Regions from separate parts of the Homo sapiens genome. Here all the other regions are linked to region 3. A link is a contact called in ENCODE Hi-C data. All regions are on one chromosome and are shown on one strand. Each heading gives the region's core, a stretch centred on a gene start or an enhancer-like site at or near the end of the contact. The rest is flanking DNA. Distances are from core to core; before and after follow the strand shown.

Region 1 (2,999 bases), core at 337-2,836, 5.3 Mb after region 3:
GGTCATAAGCATGTTATTTATTTATTTATTTACAGAGTCTCCCTCTGTCTGTCACCCAGGCTGGAGTGTAGTGGAATAGTCTCAGCTCACTGCAACCTCTGCCTCCCAGGTTCAAGCGTTTCTCCTGCCTCAGCCTCCTGAGTAGCTGGGATTACAGGCATATGCTATCACTCCTGGTTACTTTTTGTATTTTTAGTAGAGACGGGGTTTCGTCATGTTGGCCATGCTGATCTCAGGCTCCTGACCTCAAGTGATCCACTCACCTTGGCCTCCCAAAGTGCTGGGATTACAGGCATGAACCATAACACTTGGCCACTTATTTATTAAAGTCATTAAAACTTTGGCAAACTTTTTATTTTAAGTCTTATGGAAAATTTAGTCATATATGACAGTTAAGTTCCCAGCAATTTGTCAAATATCTATAAGGTTTAGAATCTCTTCCAGATTAGAGAAAGATTATAAGGTTAAAAAGGGACCTGTGGGTTAGATTTTTTTTTTTTTGAAGGCATTTAGGAAGCATAGAGCAGATTAGTAAGAGACTCAAGGGTCCAGAGTTATTGGAGATGCTCACAACTAAAGTCACAGATGGTTATGCTTCAAAAAAGCAAGTGAAATTGCCAAGACACTGGGTAATATATGTGATTTTCTCAAAATTACTAAGTACCGCTGAGTTACTAAGGATTAGAATTACTAAATATACAATTTCAATACTAAGAAATTGAAGTGGAGGTTGAGGGGCAAAAGTTAGGCACTAACCATTAATTGAGCAGCTGTGCTCTGCCCTTTGCATTTATAATTTTATTTGATCCTCCCCACAATCCTGTAATGTAGGTGTTCTTATCCTGGCTTTATAAGTACAAAAACTGAGGCTCAAAGAGGTTGTGACTTGCTTAAGGTCACAGCTGGAAGGAGACTAAACAGTGGTTTAAGGCTCCTTCCTCTACTTCATGCTCCTTCAAAACACTAGAGTTTCTATTTCTGGAGGAACCACCCAGGGTGCAGGGCATAGACGCCTCCCTTCCATCTATGGAGCCCAGGGGATTCATGATAGTTAGGGGAGGCCAGCTCTTCAACTTTTCTAACACACTGAAGGACAGCTCCAGTTCCCTGTGTCTTCTCTCTGAGGTGGTAGATCACCAAGTCACAGGGAAAGTTTTTTTACTAAAACATTAATATATTAATATTGCCTTGCACCTCACTGTCTCTTTTCCCAGTCAATGTATGAGTGTTTGATCTTGGCAATTTGTCTTTTAGAAGTGGCTCATAAAAATCATCTGAGAGAATGCTGATTGAGGTCAGCTAGGTTTGTAGTGGATCCCTTCTCCCTCCCCAACAAAGGAAAACTTCAGCTCATTTGCTCCAGATTCTATCTTTGCAGTTCTGAGAGACCTTGTCAACTGGTTCTTAGAGGCCTTGAACTATAAGATTAAGACAGGATCACATGGAAGGCTCAGCACTTCTAATCTGCTGCCTCAGGCTCCTTCTTCTCTCGTGTTCCCCTGTGGGCACAGTGTCTTGTCAGGGAATGTTTTCCCAGCTGGCTTTGGAGGCAGGCCAGACATCTCTCTCAGGCCCTTTAGCCCTTGCTGTTAAGTTCCCACACATGGCTGCATGCAACATGGAAAACTAGCTTCCAACATGGGTTGATGAATTATGGCAGTGGGGAAAAGTCTCCTCTAGCCAGGCCATTTCTCTTCCCTGGTATTCCATAGTTTGGGCTATAGCGAAATGGATAGAGGATCCGAGGTCAGGAGATCAGAGCTTAAGTCTTGGCTCAAGTCACAAATCCTGGGGCTGTGAGCACTTGATCTGTTTGAGCCTGTTTTTATTGCTGAAAAGGAAGGACTGATGACAATCCCAGCTTCATGCTGCTGTTCTGAGTCACGTAACTCAATATATAGTATAAATGGGCTTTATAACAAGCCTGTAGCGTGTTTTACAGATGCCAGAGCTTGTTCTTAAAGACCAAATTTGGCTCAAAGAGAAATGTTTCTGGAAATTGAGCAGGAGGCCTGCTCTGTCATCACTGGTCTCCAGTTCCTGGCAAACCTGATTATTGCTCAAGGAGGCATTTGTGGCATCATTCTCCTGTTTATTTTTGTAATCTCATTTATAGTATTGTAAATGCTACCAGAAGCTTTGGTGATTGTTGAATATTTATCTTTGAAAACTCTAGCCAGGGTTGTACACTCATACCCAGAACTATTTACCCCAGAGTAATTATTTGAATTCTTAGAGCTATGTGTGATTCATTTTCCAATAGATTCTGGGACAGCAGAGCTGGCTATGTATGATAAATAAGGTGTATCTCACTTGCTAGATGAGAACTCCTGAGGGTATCTTAGTAGGTAAACCATACGTCAGGGCTATTACAACTTCATACATGCTTCTGAGAATGAAATGAGGGTGGGGAAGAGGGTTTTTGTTTTTTTTTTTTAACTGTAAGTGCTTTATGAGTTTAAAGCTAGAAGCCCTTGGAAAGTGAAAAGGGTCTTTCGTGGACTGTCATCAGTTTGTTGGAATTATTACCCTGTTCTGACAAATTTTCTAGGTGTTCCCAAGACACTTAGGGATCGTTGCTTACTTCCACCTTCTTGCCGCTTCAAATGATAGCTCTTCATTCTTCCTGGCTGTGTTAGAACTCTTTAAGTTATGGACGGAAGCAACCCAACTCTAATTGGGGTAAAGAGAGAATGTGTGGGAAGGATACTGAGGTATTTTATGTAACCATGAAAAGAACAGGTACAGCCGGAACCAGGAGGTTTTAGAGCAGGTAACTTCCCTACCAGCCCCCAAATTTCAGTGGCTCAATAAAAATGAAGTTTATTTCTTGTGTGTACAGCAGTTCAACATGGTTATTCCTGGCTAAGCTGCCTTTAATGTTTCGGGCACCCAGGCTCCTTCCATCTTGTGACTCCTCTGTTCTTAGAGCTTTCTCCTTTTAACCTGCAGATGGAGAAGGAGATGGAAGGATCTCACATGGAAGGATTCCATGGGCC
Region 2 (3,039 bases), core at 1-2,500, 5.3 Mb after region 3:
AGTGTGACAGACTCTGAAAAAGAACACACAGCACTGTTTCAGTGACACAAGAAAAAAAGTACAGTTCATTTTGAGATACTGTGCAAAATCACTCAAAAGACAATTAACTTTGGTTTCAGTCACTTAGTTAAAAAAAAAATTTATCCATGACCGATGTTACTCTGGAATCTATTGCCAGACGTCAGAAGGCCTATCATCAATAATATCCCACCCCTCCCGCCTTTTCTGAGACACGGGCTTGCTGTCGCCCAGGCTGGAGCACAGTGGTAGGATCGAGGCTCACTGCAGCCTCAACATCCCGGGCTCAAGCGATCCTCCCACCTCAGCCTCTAGTGTAGCTGCAACTACAGGGGTACACCACCATGCCCAGCTAATTTTTTTGTTTAATGTTTTTGTAGAGACGGTACGGGGTCTCCGCATGTTGCCCAGGCTGGGGTTGAACTCCTAGAATCACGCTATCTCCCCGCGTCTGCCCCCAAAGTGCTGGGATTAAAGGCGTGAGCGACCGCACCTGGCCAATATCCCCTTTGAACATCTGCTTTCGCTGGTTGGTAAAAAAGTGTCATTTTAAATTTAGTGTTACTCCTTCAGGCTATTCCCTCTCTCTTCTTACTTGCAGGGCCAAAGCAACGTCTCTTTCCACCTTGGTCACCTTCCAACAACGATTTCTTCGGACGCCTTTGTTAATCATTCCTGTATGAAAAATCAGTGAATCTGAAGCTTTGGGGAGAGTGAAAGGGGGTTGGAAAACAAACGGCAAAACAAAAATGCATTTCGGAGGACTACCCCAACTCTGTGGGTGGAAGTGGGCTTCTCCGAATAAAGGCGAGGGTCGCCGCCTCGGGTCCTCGCACCTCAACAAAAGACACCAACTCTCTCAACTGTACTGTTAACAGATCTAAATGATACTCCAAGCCCAAAAGTAAACCGACTCTCTCAATCTCTTAGCTAAAAAATGGAGAAGGAAGCGTAGGGCCCCATGCAACCCCTTCAGGAGCTGAGACCGAGGCTCACTGGGCCTCTGGATGCCGCTTCCAGTCGGTCCCGCCCTACATCAGTCCCCAGCATGGCCTCCACCCTCTGGTTCCCAGGTTCGTGCCCGCGGCTATCCGACCAGATCGTCCTCCACCTCACCGTCCCCACTGAACCACCACTTGACTCCTGCGCACCCCTAAAACCTCTGCCCGGCTCCGCGGAATCGTCCCAGTACTCCTAACATGGCGGCCGAGTCCCCTTTGCTCCTTCACTCTGGGCGCGTCCCACTTGGAGCATTTTGGGCATTGTAGTTTCGGGGATTGCCTGGGTATCCCTTCAGGACGTAAGAAGACTACAGTTCCCAGAAAGCACCGCTCCCGAGCATGGCTATTGGGGACGTTTGGACAGAGGGATGATGTCATTGCAAAAGCCCCACTGCATTCATTGTGCTACGGTCTCTCCACCCCCTGCTGCTGCTGGGCTTGCGATTGCCGCTCGCTCCAGCTGAGCTAAGTGTAGCAGCAGCACCAGGGCAGGGACTGACTCCAGCCCTTGGACTCAGGACATCGCAGACCTTCCCTTGCGTGCGTGACTCATTCGCACATCCATTTCTGTTTATGCCTGGGGTGGGGAGAAAAATCCCAAACCAGGTGAGTTGAAGTGATTTATTCAAATGCTTCTACCAAGTTATTCCTCCCGCTTAGTTCTCAAGGCTTTCTTTTGGGAAGCTGTGAGCGGTGGGGAGGTGGGGGGGATTGGGGAGAGGCTTGCAGGCACAGCTAAGGGGAAAAGCTCTGTGCCATTTGGGTCACTGCAAAGAACAACTCCAGCAACCTTCCCCCGCCAGAGGACGGGTGCCTGCCAATTCCCTAGTCGCAACTCCTCTCAACCTTTTTGAGGCGGAGAGAGGGGGCTGGGCTGGGAAGGATGTTGGGGAGTGCTCTTGGAAAATCTGAGGAAGGCAGAGGTGGGGGACTGCAGTCCTGTCACACACGGCCCGAGAGCTGAGGTTTGAGTGGGAAGGGGTGATGCGTGGGGAGAAATGGAGACAGTGAATTAATGTGGTCGCACTACTTTAGAACATTTGAATGTCGCTTGGACGAGCACTAGTTATTAATTTTTAAGATGAACGTGCTTAAGTTTTGTAGGGCTTTATTTTATGTGTGTATGTCTATGTGGTTTGTCTCGCCTTTTCTGCTGATTTGAGGTGACAGTGTCCTTTAATGGTGCACTCCGTGCCAGTCAGAAACATTTCACGTGTCTGGCGAAGGTTCTTTCAGGCTGCTGGAAGCAGCGTTTTTGTTAAATGTTTTCCGTTCTCCGACTGCTGGATTCAAGATTGTTTGGAAGTGGAGCCGACAGATTTGTGCTTGTGTGTTTTAAATTACATTGCATAGGCTCTTTGCCACTGACAATGGTACCATAATGAGCTGCTGTTTCCTGAGGCATAGTCACTACTCACAAATAACGGTTTGAAGAGATCGATTAGGGAAGAGGGGTTCATTTTAACACATTAGAGAAAGGGAAAGTTAGAAGCGCTGTTAACCTTCATTTGCCATTACTGAAAGGTGCCCATGGAAGAGTGATTTTGGTTGTTTTGTTATTGTTGTTTTTTTAAACGAACTGACATTTAACAGGAGAGAAAGCATTCTGACTTACATGATGCTCTTGTAAGAGTTATAGGGATAATTAGGGCAATAGATATGTTACTTTGAGATAAACAGCTGGCTGGCTCCACAACAGATGGGGCCAGTCTTGGCTGAGAGATCTACACCCTTGGAAATGAATGGGCCTGGGGTCAACCACACCCCCTCTTGGAATGTCAAAAGAAGGAGAAATGCCAGAGTATTTGCTTAACTCTAGAATGCTAAACCTTTTCCTAGCTGAGTCAGACATGGGCGAAATTCTTTACTGGCTGTCTTCTGCTGCTAAGCCAATTTTGTTCATTTTAAATTCAGATCCTTAGGTCTCCAAAGTTGTAGCTGTGTGATATTTCATTAAATGCTGCTTGATGCTGAATGCAAAGGACAGTCCATTGTATGGGCTTTGTAGTAGAGTGATTTA
Region 3 (2,893 bases), core at 125-2,624:
GGAGAGGTGGAGAGGTTTGCCAGAAATCCCTGTATAAAATTAGGATATCCTCATCTGAGAGTTCCTCAATTGTGACAGAGATTCATGGAGTGATTATTATTTACCTGGGCCCATGTCTGCCTTGTCCTCTCCTTCTTTCTTTTAATATTATTAAATAAATATTTTCTATTATTATGAACTCCATGTACAGATTTTTATTAGCTATAAATATTTCCTCATTTACACAAACTGTAATTTTTTGCCCACACCTATATAATTTTCTGTTTTTCTCTACTACAAATATACATTAATAAACATCATTGTTCTTAATTTTGTCTGTGTATTATATTATTTTTAATAGGATAGCTGTGCAGATGTGAAATTATCTAATAAAATGCTAAAAAGATTATTTGAGATTCTTATTTCATTTTACCAAAATGCTTTCCAAAATGTTCAAACCATGTTGTATTCTCACTAGCCATGTCACAATGTGTTTTCATAACTATAATCTTTCACCTCTTCTCCACCACTCATGGTTTTAGCTATTCTGGATTATTCACACTTCCTCAAATTTCTATAGACCTTTTCAACATGTTCTTTCCTTGACTTTAAATGCTGTTGGCATACACAACGCTTACCCAGCAGAGCTCAGCCTATCACTTTCTCAGAGAGTTCTCTGACTTCGTAAACTACCATACATTATCATTATGATACTGACACTTACCTTTGTGATACTCAACCCACATGTACCTGAAGTTTTATTTCTGGCTTAAATTTAAGCTCCATGACAGCAAGGGTCTCATTTGCCATGTTCATTGCTGACTCCTTGCTGCTAACACAGCTTAGCATGGAGTAAGTAAATATGCACTTGTATGAATGAATGAATCTTTATTGAAAAAGTGAATTTTTTTCAATGTTCATAAAAATCTAGTGAGATAGGCATGGCAATTATCCCTAATTTGACCTGTAATGAATCACAGAAATAGTTTGATCTTCTCAACATCCAAATGAGTTGGTGAGAGAGATATAATTATAAGCCAGGTTTCTTGGCTCCTAGCAGATACTTTTTCCAATATATGTTTCAGATATTTTGAGTATTTCTGTGATTTAAAATGACAGTTTTGTGCAAATTGAGTTCTAGGGAGAATCATAGAGATTCTCTAAATATTTATTGTCTCTATGTCTATAGAGATACCTAATAATACCCCTGAATCAATAGTTTTTCTATTAATGGATTCAATTTAACAAAATCAGAAATTATAATCACAGAGGGAACAGTTTGTTTTTTCAGCCTTCTAGGGAACCATGTTAAACTTAGTTCAGCAAATTAGATGATAGTTTCATTTTGACTTTCAGACATGTCATGTGAATCACACGCAGATGGGTTTTTCTTAATTAACTCTTGCAATTATGCAACAGATTTTTTGCCTACAGCTTTTCAATTTTCTAAAGAAAAACCAAGAAAGACAGTCCAGCACGGGACACTAATCTTTATTTATTCCTCCTCATTCCAGGTTCTAAGCAACTAGAAAGTTCAACTTGTGGTAATGTTTCTGTACCCTTTTATGAGAGAAAAATGATAAGCTGACATTTAAAATGTTTAAAAAGCATCTCAGTATATGACACATTGTGGTATAACGGTATAATGAAAACTATCAGGTTTAACATGCTGCTCAGTCTGTAGCACAGAACCACATGCTCATAGTAATGTGCATCAGGAGTGGCCACACTGCAGTTTCAGGGGGCCCTAAGTTCTCTAGAAAGTTGGGGGCTGTTGACTCTAGATTTCTGATCAGTGTCCCAATAAGCTGGGAATATTTGCCAGGAGCCCAACAAATGGGACACCAATTTGACATATGGTCCTGAAGATAGAAGCCAAAGTTCGCTATGACTTAGGGATGGCTGAAGTAAAAATTCATTCATCAAATATTAGACTCAAAACTTCCTTGCTTTCATCATATCATTCTTTCTTACTTGGTCCTTTTTCTGCATATCTTAATTTCTCTTTTATGAACCCCTTTTCTTAAACATTTTTGTTAAATTTTATTTTAAACTATCTTCAGCCCTTTCTTTCCCCTTTTTCCCCTGCATGACATAGCCTTTCTTTGGGTGATCTCTATGCTTGTAACGTCAGCTCTCCTTTATTTAGTGATGACTAATAAAAACTGTGTTAGCCAGCGCCTGAGGTAACCTGAACACCTTGTAAGTATTCTCATTGTCTGCCTATTCCTTGAAGAGAGTAGATGCTCAATAAATATTTATTGCAAGATTGAATGACCATTCCCGAGTCCTACATCAATATTCCCAGCCTTTTACTAGACAACTCCATTATTATATCCCACAGGTGCTTCAAAGACATATCCCCATTTGAATGAACTTTTTTCCAAAAATATCTACTCTCCTGTCATTTCCTCTTGCTTAGTAGCTGCAACACTTACCAGTAGGTACTCCATGTTGAATAGATATTTATTGAATAAATACAGTTTTTAAGATTTAAAAAGTATTATATTTATTATATTATATATGGATGACCATTTATTCAGTATAACCAGAATATCTTTTTAGTCTGTATACAAGTAAGGCAGTGTGGTACACTGGGAAGAAATAAGTATCTAACTTTTCATAAACTGAAAATCAACCAAGCTTTCTAGTTTAGCTACTTATTAACTGCATGTTTATTGAGATGCTTAATGTCTTTGTTTGTAACACTTTTTCATTTCCAAAATGAAGTAAATAATGCCTGCCTTATAGTGCACCTGTAAGGATTAGACAGTGTGAATATGTACAAATTGTCTATAGATAATAGACACTTAATAAACAGTAACTGTTATTATAAAAATGAGGTTGGGCATGGTGGCTCACACCTGTAATCACAGCACTTTGGGAGGCTGAGGCAGGGGGATCACAAGGTCAG

The links. Hi-C counts contacts between places; a loop is a spot of excess contacts on that map. Pooled maps may share reads with other maps.
Region 1: a loop to region 3 is called in a map with no recorded cell type, with 4 times the contacts of the local background. The contact joins two enhancer-like sites. A Hi-C loop is called at or near these places in 3 of 37 single-sample maps with no recorded cell type and 3 of 50 pooled maps.
Region 2: a loop to region 3 is called in a map with no recorded cell type, with 8 times the contacts of the local background. The contact joins the promoter of RAB30-DT here to the enhancer-like site in region 3. A Hi-C loop is called at or near these places in 3 of 37 single-sample maps with no recorded cell type and 3 of 50 pooled maps.

The regions. Positions count from the first base shown.
Region 1 is chr11:83,051,123-83,054,121 of GRCh38, reverse strand. All of the region lies in intron 1 of RAB30 (RAB30, member RAS oncogene family), which reads left to right. Among named protein-coding and RNA genes, the nearest start is that of SNORA70E, 11 kb to the right of the region's middle. Within about 2 kb of position 1,586, at least 23 of the 41 ENCODE cell types and tissues checked have a DNase peak (open chromatin) inside an H3K27ac peak, as active enhancers do.
Region 2 is chr11:83,070,277-83,073,315 of GRCh38, reverse strand. It overlaps RAB30-DT (RAB30 divergent transcript), which reads right to left and starts at 1,250. Exons shown (of 3, transcript NR_038903.1): 1 at 1,170-1,250; 2 at 512-693; 3 at 1-13. It overlaps RAB30 (RAB30, member RAS oncogene family), which reads left to right and starts at 1,419. Exons shown (of 5, transcript NM_001286060.2): 1 at 1,419-1,625. LINC02951 (long intergenic non-protein coding RNA 2951) reads left to right here. Exons shown (of 3, transcript NR_186233.1): 3 at 620-914. RefSeq lists an enhancer at 977-1,466.
Region 3 is chr11:88,352,817-88,355,709 of GRCh38, reverse strand. All of the region lies in intron 1 of LOC101929174 (a long non-coding RNA gene), which reads right to left. Among named protein-coding and RNA genes, the nearest start is that of CTSC, 17 kb to the right of the region's middle. Within about 2 kb of position 1,374, at least 4 of the 41 ENCODE cell types and tissues checked have a DNase peak (open chromatin) inside an H3K27ac peak, as active enhancers do.